2 separate regions of the Mus musculus genome follow, and region 2 is linked to region 1. Evidence: chromatin loops called from intact Hi-C (ENCODE). Cell type or tissue: left cerebral cortex. All regions are shown on one strand. Each heading gives the region's core, and the rest is flanking DNA. Links, peaks and the distances in the headings are about the cores only.

The links. Peaks named below come from ENCODE experiments on the same cell type or tissue, not always from the same donor. Only the 100,000 strongest peaks of a DNase experiment are listed, where the experiment ranks them.
Region 2: it touches region 1 in a loop (2.6-fold over the local background); 1 of 42 quality-filtered maps calls a loop at or near these places.

The regions. Positions count from the first base shown.
Region 1 is chr5:123,734,481-123,739,862 of GRCm38, forward strand. Rsrc2 (arginine/serine-rich coiled-coil 2) reads right to left here. Exons shown (of 10, transcript NM_001005525.2): 5 at 5,012-5,215; 6 at 2,079-2,201. Among named protein-coding and RNA genes, the nearest start is that of Rsrc2, 12 kb to the right of the region's middle. In left cerebral cortex, for the core only: no CTCF peak of the experiment used is centred there; no DNase peak of the experiment used is centred there.
Region 2 is chr5:123,919,825-123,925,206 of GRCm38, forward strand. It overlaps Denr (density-regulated protein), which reads left to right. Exons shown (of 8, transcript NM_026603.4): 5 at 2,356-2,439; 6 at 4,907-5,023. Among named protein-coding and RNA genes, the nearest start is that of Ccdc62, 8.2 kb to the right of the region's middle. In left cerebral cortex, for the core only: no CTCF peak of the experiment used is centred there; a DNase peak (open chromatin) is centred at 2,540; H3K27ac peaks cover 358 bases.

The DNA of each region.
Region 1 (5,382 bases), core at 1-5,000:
TGGGAAAGAATTTTACCCTGGGTAAAACCAATTCATCTACTTTATATTCAAAGAAGGGATCACAATAATCTTTAATTTAGAAGATGACATGCAAAAACCTTTCATCACAATCTAATAAAGAAGACAAACCAAATTAGGAAATCTATGACTAAGAAAATAACTGGTAACATAGAATATAAATGTCAATATAAAACAAAAGAAATTATACTTTACACTAAATTACCATGTTTGTTCAGATTCATTTCTTATACAGCAGAGTATTCCTTGAATGAGAAACCCCTTTCAAATGTTATCTTTCATTAATGTGGTCCAAACCAGGCAGGATGGAGGAAAAGGTTATTTTTTTGTTTTGTGACACATGTGCATTATAGTGACAGTTAACAGGTATTTTCAATTTTTCTCTTTTCTAGAAGGTATCTATCTCACATGGCCTCAAACTCAGATAGCTAGAATGACCTTATATTTATGATGATATCAGCCAAATGCTAGGGTTAGAGATGTGTGCCACAGTGAGCTATCAGCAGATACTTGCTTTAACAAGTACTTAAATTACACAAGATATGTCATAACCTATTATCCTTTTTTCCTTTATTAAGCACATAAGATAATCTTTGAGAGCAAGTTTCTAATTATGTTAATTAGTAAAATAGGTCACAGATCATTTATTTTCAAAACTGCTTTAAATTCTGACACTTAAAACCAAACAAAAGAAACATATTTACATGTTTCTTTGTTTTGTTTTGGAGTCAGGGTCTCTCAGCAGATAGCCCCTGATATCTTAGAATTCTCTATGTAGCCCAGGCTGGATACAAGATGTACTCAAGACGTTTATGGACTTCTGCCTCCTAAGTACTGGGACTGAAGGCATGGACTAACACTTCACACATTTCTTTTAGAGGGGTTTCCTATCTCCTTGTGATACTAACATCACTGATAATCTATATCAAATGGCTTAATAGTAGTAACAACTTTGTATTTTTTCTTTTTGGTCTTACATAGGCCTAACGCTGTCCTCAAAGTATTGATATAGTCAAGAATGACCCTGAATTGATTCTCCTGCCTCTTAATGCAAGAATTAACGATGAATACCAACATATACAACAGTCTATAACTTTACCTTAGTAACAGTTAAAAAAGAAAATGTAACAGATATATGTAAGAAATAGAAAATTTCAATGCTTGGAAAATACTGTCAGTTAATAAACAAATCATTATAAATTAGATTTCCACAACTCCGTCGCTCCAAACAAGACAACTATTGGTTGCGCTTGTAGGGCCATTGCAGGTCGGAACCAAGTCCATTCACTAAGGTGAATGGATGAAGAAGGGGTGAGCTCACACCTTTGCTGCTGTTCAGTGGAGTTTCTGCCAGGCTGGCTTCACAGGGCAGCAGCACATCAGGTTACACTGTGAGAACTGTATTTTTATAATGAAAAAAAAATACAAACTCAATTTTGTAAGAAAAAAAGAAAAAGAAAAACCCCAAATCCAAAAAGTATAATTTTCAGAATATGCAAAAAATTGCAAACATGTTCTTCGCTCTTTGGCTCCTGCATATTTCAGTTATCGACTTGCTCTAATGTGGCCAAACAACCACCTGGCACTCATAAACTTTGGAAATGCAACATCCTTCCTACACTACAAGATAATAAAGTGGCTAATGATATGTACCTACTAAATCTAAAAACTGGTGACAAAAATCTCAGTGTTAGGTATTTTGTCTTAAGAGAAAAGGGAAGAGACAAGAGGTCCTTGAGCCATATTTCTAACTCAAAGTCCTCAAATTCAAACAAAGACATTAAAAGCCTAAATATATGATTTAAAAAAAAAAAAAATCAGGTAACCCCAAAGGCAAAAATGTCAGTCTTCTTGAATGTGCAAATTAAAAACCGGCAAAATCACCAACTAAAAACCTACTCAGATAGTTCTGTATCATAAGTGTACAAAAGCATTTATGGTTAGGAATTTTTTAGAGGAAGGTATGATTATTCTGGGTTAAAAGCTTGTCTATACAATTGACCAGCTACTTAAAGTTGAAAAAGAAAAAAAAAAAGAATTACATGGGAAAAGATACGTACCTCCTAGCTAGTGCTTCTTGAGCGTCCATTGCTGTGTTTCTGCCTCTGAAGGGAGGTGGACTAGGTGTCCGGCTTAGGCTTCTGCTAAATCTTCTTGGTTTTTCAATTCTCTTCTTTCTATCTCTAAAATAAATAGTAGATGTTGTAAGAAGCCATGAGTGCTGTGAACGGAATAAGAGCAGCCAGTGCTTGTAACCTCTGAATCATCTCTATCCCCAACAATCAATACATCCTTTATAAAGTAATTCTAAATTTCTCATACACATGGCCAGTTAACAACACCCATGCTATAGCTGGAATCACACTGGCTATTTCCAACTTTCTAACTGTATACTTAGTGATGCAAAGATTAGTTCAAACACTGTTCATTCTGTATGTTTGTATGTACACAATGAGGACTTAAATATTCCTATTTTAAGCTGAGTTATTAACATCTCAGATAATAGTTATTAATCACTAGATTAGAAAAATGCAATAGAAAAAAACTCATCCAGTGGGTTTGAGTTGGGCTCAGATGGTAAGAGTACTTGCTGTTATTAAGACTGAAGTTCAGCAGCCAGGCGTGGTGGCGCACACCTTTGATCTCAGCTCTTGGGAGGCAGAGGCAGGTGGATTTCTGAGTTCAAGGCCAGCCTAGTCTACAGAGTGAGTTCCAGGACAGCCAGGACTGTACAGAGAAACCCTTTCTTGAAAACAAAACAAAAAAACAAAACAACAAATCCCCTTACCCCCCCCCCCCAAAAAAAACTGAAGTTCAGGCTGGGTGCCTAACAACTGCCTGTAACCCCAGATAAAAGGTATTTAAGCGTCCTCTGCTGGCTTCAACTTGTATAAGGCAAACAGGTTCTTGTGCAGGAAGGAAGCCAGTAAAGTCAAACACAGATGTATAACATGTTTTCTGTCCAAAAGGCAGGAAATGGATGTGGTTCAAATTAATAGCCTGGTGATCTCTGGGCTACCTGTATGGACGGTCATGCCACCAGTTCCTCCAGACCCTTACCTTGAGTCTATCTCTGTCAATCTACAGCACTATCCTTCCAAATACCCTTAGTTGCATCTATAGAACCCATCTTCATGGAAGATGTCACTTGTACTACACAAGAGTTTCAACTTATTTAGTAGGCACTGGATTGAGTTACTTGTCACCAGTAAAATGCTATGTTTAAATATGCATAAAATAAACTACTGAGTGTTAGATTCTCAAAGTAGGCTATCAAGTCATATTGTATTGGACTTCCTTCTTGCCTCTTAAACTAATTGCCTGAAAATAAGTTACAACAGACTATATTTATATGTATATAGAATTATATATATGTACTTAGCAACAACTAATGAAAAATATAGCCATGAATTTGAAGGAGAGCAGGGAGGGGTATATTGGAGGGTGGAAAAGTAGGACAGAAATGCAAATAAAATAATCTCATAAACAAACAAGGGACTGGAGAGATGGCTCAGTGGTTAAGAGCACTGACTGCTCCTCTAGAGGTCCTGATTCCCAGCACCCACATGGTTGATCACAACCATCTGTAATGGAGTATGATCCCTCCTTGTGTTGTGTCTGAAGACAACCACAGTGGTCTCACACATATAAAATAAACAAATCTTTAAAGAAAAAAATATTAATAAGCTTAAGAAAAATTGCAGATCTTGGTAGGTAGAGGCAGGAGGAAGTCTTAGAGCTGAAGACCAGCCTTGTCTATACAGAGCGCCATAGAACCGGAAGGAGTAAGAACTACATGGAGACCCTTTATCCAAATACAACCCCCAAAATTCTAATCCCAGCAATCACAGGGATTAGAGGATAGCTTGGCATTTTTGGCCAGCCAAAGAAGACAGTGAGACTCTTAGCTTGACCATAACACACACTACAATCTAAAAAAGAATAACGACCCCCCCCAAAAAAAAAAGAAAGGAAAGAAAAAGAAAGAAGCTGGCTCAGCGTGAAGCAATGCTTGCTGTGAAAGCAAGAGAACCTGATGTTAAATCCCCACAGCTTATGAAAAAAGCTGGACATGGCTGTAACCCTAGCATTTGGGAATCTCAAGAACTTCCAGCCAGGCTGGCTGACATGGCAAGTTTCAGGTTTTCATCAGTAGAAGAGCATGTACATGCATGTACAAGTGCACAGAGACACCCTCACCCAGTGGCTAGAGATGACGAAGCAGAGAGAAGAGAACCTAGATTCAACTCACTGCATCAATACAGAGGTTCACAACCACCTATAACTTTAGTTCCAAGTCCTCTTCTGACCTCAGATACTATGCATGCAGCAACAGCACACATACACTCAAGCAAAACCACTCAAAAACATTAAAAAAAAAATCAAATAGGTAAATTAGAAAGACAAAATCCGCCAAGTGTGGTGGTGCACACCTTTAATGCCAGCACTTAGGAGGCAGAGGCAGGCGGAATTCTGAGTTCTGAATTCTGACCAGGCTGGCCTGGTCTACAGAGTGAGTTCCAGGTCAGCTAGGGCTACACAGAGAAACCCTGTCTCGAAAAACAAAAACAAAACAAAACCCACCCCAAAAACACCCAAAAAACAAAAATCCAAAATCCAAAAGGTCTGACATGCACAGCGTTTATAGTATATATAGCATAAAATCATCAAAATCAGCTCTTGTGATTAAAAAAGAAAAAAAAAAAACAGCCAAACCCCATAATGACTTTAGGTTACCTGTATCTTCATATGCATGTGTAAGGATATGTATAGCACTTTTCTTTGTCGCTCAAGGCACAGAATCCTTAGACAAAGTATAGTAAAGCACGCTCACTGAGACAACAACTAGGCCCTACATTTCTCTTTATGATGATGCAGTGATTTATTAAAGTATATATTAAGTCAATCGGCAAATAAAATTGTTGCATACAAATTGAGAAAAGCTAAACAGTAAGAAGTCTGCTATACTTTATTCAGGATAATAAACACTTACCGACTTCGACTCCTTGATCTGCTCCTGCTTCTAGTCCTATGCCTGTGTCTGGATCTGGATCGGGAACGAGTTCTGATCCTTCGTTTCCTATCCCTGCTTCTAGATCTTGACTTCTTCCTGTCTCTGCTTCTGGATCGAGACTTTTTCCGATCCCTACTCCTCGATCGAGACTTCTTCCTTTCCCTGCTTCTACTGCGATGGCGCCTGAAATTAAAGTGTACAAACTCATGATTGCTCAGATAGCACAGGTTCTTGCTACATATCCCAGGCAGACCTTGACCTTTTGATCCTCCTAATTCCTGAAAAATCCATTCTATACCATATAAAGCAGTTAACCAAAAACCCCAAAATATGCTATCAAGACAGGGAAA
Region 2 (5,382 bases), core at 129-5,128, 190 kb after region 1:
GGTCTGAGATTAGCTGTCTTAACTGGCAGTCACTGAGGAAGATGAGGACTGTGAGTGGCTGCTGATTCGTTTGTGGAGCAGCAAGTGAGCTTTATCATTAAGCACTTTGAATGATAGGTGAATCGAACATCTTTTTCTTCATGTAGCCCTGCATATAGTCACTGTGTATCAAGATTGGCCTCAAGCTCCTTACCCTCCTGCTCCCACTCTTGTGCCAAATCATGGGGGACAGAACATGCCGCCATGCTTCTGGCTAAATGTAATTCCTTCCCAGTTGGCTGCAAGGCTAGTTTTCTTTGATGAACATTGACATTTAGATTGAGTCCTTTCTGTTATATCCCTGCAGCTGCCATGGTAATAACAAGTTGCTTATATTGTATTTTTATTTCTATCTGAACAATACAGGTTGTTTTGTTTTGGAGACAATCTCACCATAACTCTGGCTGGCCAGAACTTTATAAATGTTGAGAGAGAGAGGGAGGGAGGGGAGAGAGAGAGAGAGAGAGAGAGAGAGAGAGAGAGAGAGGATGGAAGAAAGAAAAATGTTGAGAGGGAGGGAGGGAGAGAGAAGGGATGGAAGAAAGAAACGAAAGTTTCCCTTATTTGTTTGTTTGTCCTGGAACTCAGTCTGTAGACCAAGCTGGCCTCGAACTCAGAAATCCACCTGCCTCTGCCTCTCAAGTGCTGGGATTAAAGGCCACCACTACTCGTCCTTTTTTGCTTTTTTATTACTTTTAGATTTTATTTTTTATTTCATGTATATAGATGTTTTGCTTGCATGTATTTCTGTGCAAAACATGTATGCCTGGTGCCTGTGGAGGCCAAAAAGGGTGTAGGATTTCCTATAGCTGGAGCTACAGATCACTGTGAGCCACCATGTAGGTTCTGGTAGTCAAACCTAGCTCCTCTGCTAGAACAGCAAATGCCCTTACTTGCTAAGTCACCTCTGTAGTCCCATTAGAAATTTTCTTGATCTGAGTATTTTACTTCCCTTCCACATGGCTAAAAAAGAATCATAATTTGTGAGCTGGGCATAGTGATGTGTCCTATAATCCTCCTACCTTAGTGGCTGAGGCAGAGCCTTGTGGGGTGTTTTGTGTTTTGTTTTTAGATTTTTGAGACAAGGTCAGCTGCCACAGAGTCTGCCTATCTCCTAATTTCTCCTTCCATTCTCTCAGAGGTCACCCTAACTGCTCTTAGGGGACTTGGGGAGGAGGATGTGTGCAGCAGTTCCAGTGCCTCAGAAGGAGTCTGTGTAAGGTGCCACAATAAAACTTTACCAGGGGCAGTGATCTAGGGCATCCCCATTTGGGGATGGTGTGTATCTTTGGAGCTTGTCATATGAGTGTGGTAACATTTGTAACATTGTCTACCATGAGATGTAACTGTGGAGGAAGCCATTTGTCAGCTTTAAGAGTTCAAGGAGTAAACTGGGCGTGGTGGAGCACCTTTAATCCTGGCTTTTGGGAGGCAGAAGCCAGTGGATCCCTGAGTTTAAGGCCAGCCATATCTACATTGAGTTGCAAAACAAGCAAGGTTACACAGGGAAACCTTGTCTCAAAAACCATAAAAAGCAAACAAGAAAAAAACAATTTAAGCTTATGTTGGCCATTGAGTTTCTTTGATTGTAATCTCATGGGGAACGTTAAGATACAAAGTTAATGAGGAAAAAAATTTGACATCTTGGTTAGCAAAAGTTTAGTTTAATAAGATGAGGCATAACTTTGTAGCTGGCAGAAACATTAGAACCTTGTAGGCTGATTGGCAGCATTTTACTAGTAAAATCCCTCTGTTCATAGTCCTCAAAAAAAAATCCGAGACAAGCCTCCAAAATGATACAGTCTAGACAGTCTAGAGGTTTTGATCAGGTTTCTTTTTTCTGTCAGTTAAATAATTTAAAAAATAGGAAAAATGCCAGGCGTTGGTGGCACACGCCTTTAACCCCAGCACTTGGGAGCAGGTGGATTTCTGAGTTCGAGACCAGCCTGCTCTACAGAGTGAGTTCCAGGACAGCCAGGGCTACACAGAGAAACCCTGTCTTAAAAAAAAAAAAAAAAAAAAGGAAAAATCTGATAGCAATAGAGAAATCTCAAGCATACAATCAGCAGTTGTAGAATGGTGTTTACTGGGGGTAAGGAAACACCCGCCAGCCAGCACAACTGGAAGCCAAAACATCCAAACCTTGCACTTCGATCCTCCTGCCTCCACCTCAGTGCTGGGATTAAAGTAGGGCCAGAACCCAGGGCTCTGTGCACTCAAGCCTCAGCCACATCCTCAGCAGGTGATTTCTTTCTTCTTTAAAAAACATTAGTATAAAATGATGTTCATGCTCTTCCGCTTCATTATTCTATCCAGAAAATTCACCCAAACAAGAAACTGGAATTACTGAAGGCCAAGGACCAGTAGGGGAAGAGGAGGAGAAGAAAAAACAAAAAAGAGGTAAGGCCTACCCCAGTTGTGGTTTATGCAAACGTTCCCTCCCTTTATAGAAAGCAGGTGGAGAGAAGAGGGCTGTGAGCTGAGGCATATGTGCTTGGTGACGTGAGCGGGCATGGTGGCTCGTGCTCCAAATGTTAGTGTTTGAGAGACTGGGGCCAGAGGACTGCTGGGAATTCAAGGGCAGCCTCAGCTACATAGAGACTCTTGACTCAAAAAAAGAAAAAGCAAAACTAGCTAGGCATGGTGCGACACCTTTAATCTCAACACTTGGGAGACGGAGGTGGACAGATCTCAGTGAGTTCCAGGACAGCCGGGGGTTTGTAGAGAGACCCTGCCTCCAAGGGAGAAACAAGACTTACTCAAAATACATGCGTGTTTGCCCTATGTGCATTAACATGCAGCCATTCTGCTGAAGGCTCCTTTGTATTGAAGTGTTGCTTACACTAAGCTCTGTCCTCTCTAAAACAGTCTTCATGCTGGAGCGCCATCCCGTTCACCTCTTCCTCGCTGTTTTGTGACTAAAATCAGCTCTTTTTTTTTTTTTCTCCCCACGATTTAGTTTTATTTTAATTGTATATGTATGGGTGCTTTGTCTGTATGTCTATGCACTGTAAGCATGCTTTGCCCATGGAGATAGGCAGTAGGAGTCCTATCTCTGGAGCTGGAGTTACAGGGGCTTGTTAGCAGTCATGTGGGCCCAGGAACCAAAGCTGGGCTCATCTTAGGAGCATCAAGTGTGCTTAACTGCTGAGCATATTTTAAAGATTTGCCCTCCCCTAGCTTCCCTTCGGTGCTGGGCATTGGACCTAAGGCCTTCTACATGCTACTTGAAGAGAGATCTCTGCCAAGTCTATGGCTCCCTTTTCTTCACTGTTGTCATGTGTCCTCAGTCAGACCTCTGTACTAGGTGGACTGTCTTCCCACCCCCACCCCTGTCACTCACTGCTGTTCCATCCTGTCTTAGCCTGACTTTATTTAACCTTACTGAAACTGTGGTAAAAGTCACCAGTGTCTTGGTATTTGCTAAGTAGAAAGAACACGTGAACCTTTCTGAAGTGTGAATTTCTCTCATTCGTCTGTGTAAACCTCTTTTCTTCCAGGTGTCCCTTAAAAAGGACTTCCCAGGCCCTCATTCTGCTCATTCTCCCAGGCTGTGTCTGTCATATCTCTAACTTCTGCTCCAGTGTATTCCTATAGTTCCTAAATCTGTATCTCTGCATCTGGAAATGTGCCTGGTCCCCACAGGTACCACACATGACGCGCTTCCAAAGATAAACTGACTGGTCCTGAATTGACGTTTTATTTCCCCCTTTTTGGCAAAGGTAGCACAATTATTCTGTCATCTAATCTGGAAACCCAAGAGCTGTGCTGGGCTCTGCCCTCTTTAATAGTCCTGAAACCAGCCCTTTCTGTCCCTCCTGTACTTTACTCTGGGACTAGCAGCTGTTACGGAGGCCACACTGGGTTTCTTTTTTGCTGAGTTTCTGCTGGAGTGAGTGCAGGAGCAGTGATTGCCTCCCCTTCCACCTTACTCTCATGGACCCACCCTTCACACGGCAGCTGACATGATCCTCACAGCTATGAATCTTTCTTTTCCTTCTTTCTCTCTTCACTGGTTATGCTTTGCCCAATGTAGTGATGCCTGGGCTTGGCTCCCATTCCTTACTGACTTCTGACATCCTGTGCTACCTAGCCATAAGCATTCTCCAGCAAGACAGTGCACTCTCTAAATGTAATGTCTTTTTCTCTTGGACTGCTTATATATATGTGTCCAGCCGTTTGTCTTCACCTGTGTACTCCCCTTTATCATTCACCTTAGAAGTCACTTCTTTGAGGAAATAGTTCCTGTTTGTTGTTGTTATTTATTTATTTATTTTTTATTGTGTTGGGTGGTGTCGGCTCACACTTTTAATCCCAGCACTCAGGAGACAGAGGCAGGTGGATTTCTGAGTTCCATGACAGGCCTGGACTATACAGAGAAACCCTATCTTGATAAAAACCAAAACTGTATATATGTTTACTGTATGTAGAGGTGATACACATGTGTGGAGTCAGAGGACAATTTGTAGGAGCCAGTTTTTTCCTTGTATCACATAGGTTCTGGGGTGATAACAAATCCATAGGCCCTTAAGTGGTCTTACTGAATAAGCCAGGCTGGCCTTGAACTGAGTGCTGCGATACTATAGGCCTGCACCACCATGTCTGGTTTAACACCCCACCACCTCTCATTTTAATAGACTGTGAGTCTGCAGGATGGGACCTGTGTCTTGTTTATCTTTGCACCCTAAGTCCTTCGTGCAGTGCCCAGCACATAGTAGGCACCAGTTGGTAAATGTTTATTGGATAAGTAGCCTGGGTAATTTTGTATTAGAAAAGAACTTAAAAATGAAGCAGAAGACTCAACATTGTGCAGTGTTTTATAACTGTGAAGAAGGAAGCAATTGATGTGAGTTCTTTCTTAATGAAGGTGGAAGAGGTCAAATAAAACAGAAGAAGAAGACAGTACCACAGAAGGTCACGATAGCCAAAATTCCCAGAGCAAAGAAGAAATACGTGACGAGAGTGTGTGGCCTTGCAACTTTTGGTGAGTTGAGATGTAGTTTGTTTCTTTGTTTTCAGCCTCAGAATCTAGCGGCTTAGGTGATGAACTGGAGTCTGTCTTATCCTGAAATAGCGGTTGTGCTGTGTGCTTGTGTTTGTGGCTTTGGAGAAGCTGCATCCCCAGCTTCCAGATATCTCTATGCCAAAGAGGTGCTAACGGGGGTTTGCATTTCTTCCCATTTTTGTTTTGTTTCATATGTATGGGTGTTTCACTTGCATGCATGTCTGTGCACCATGTGTCTGCCTGGTGCAAGAGGGTGCTGGATTCTCTAGAACTAGAACTAGAGTTACAGACACTTGGAGCCGACATGTGGGTGCTTTGAATCAGACCTAGCGCCTCTA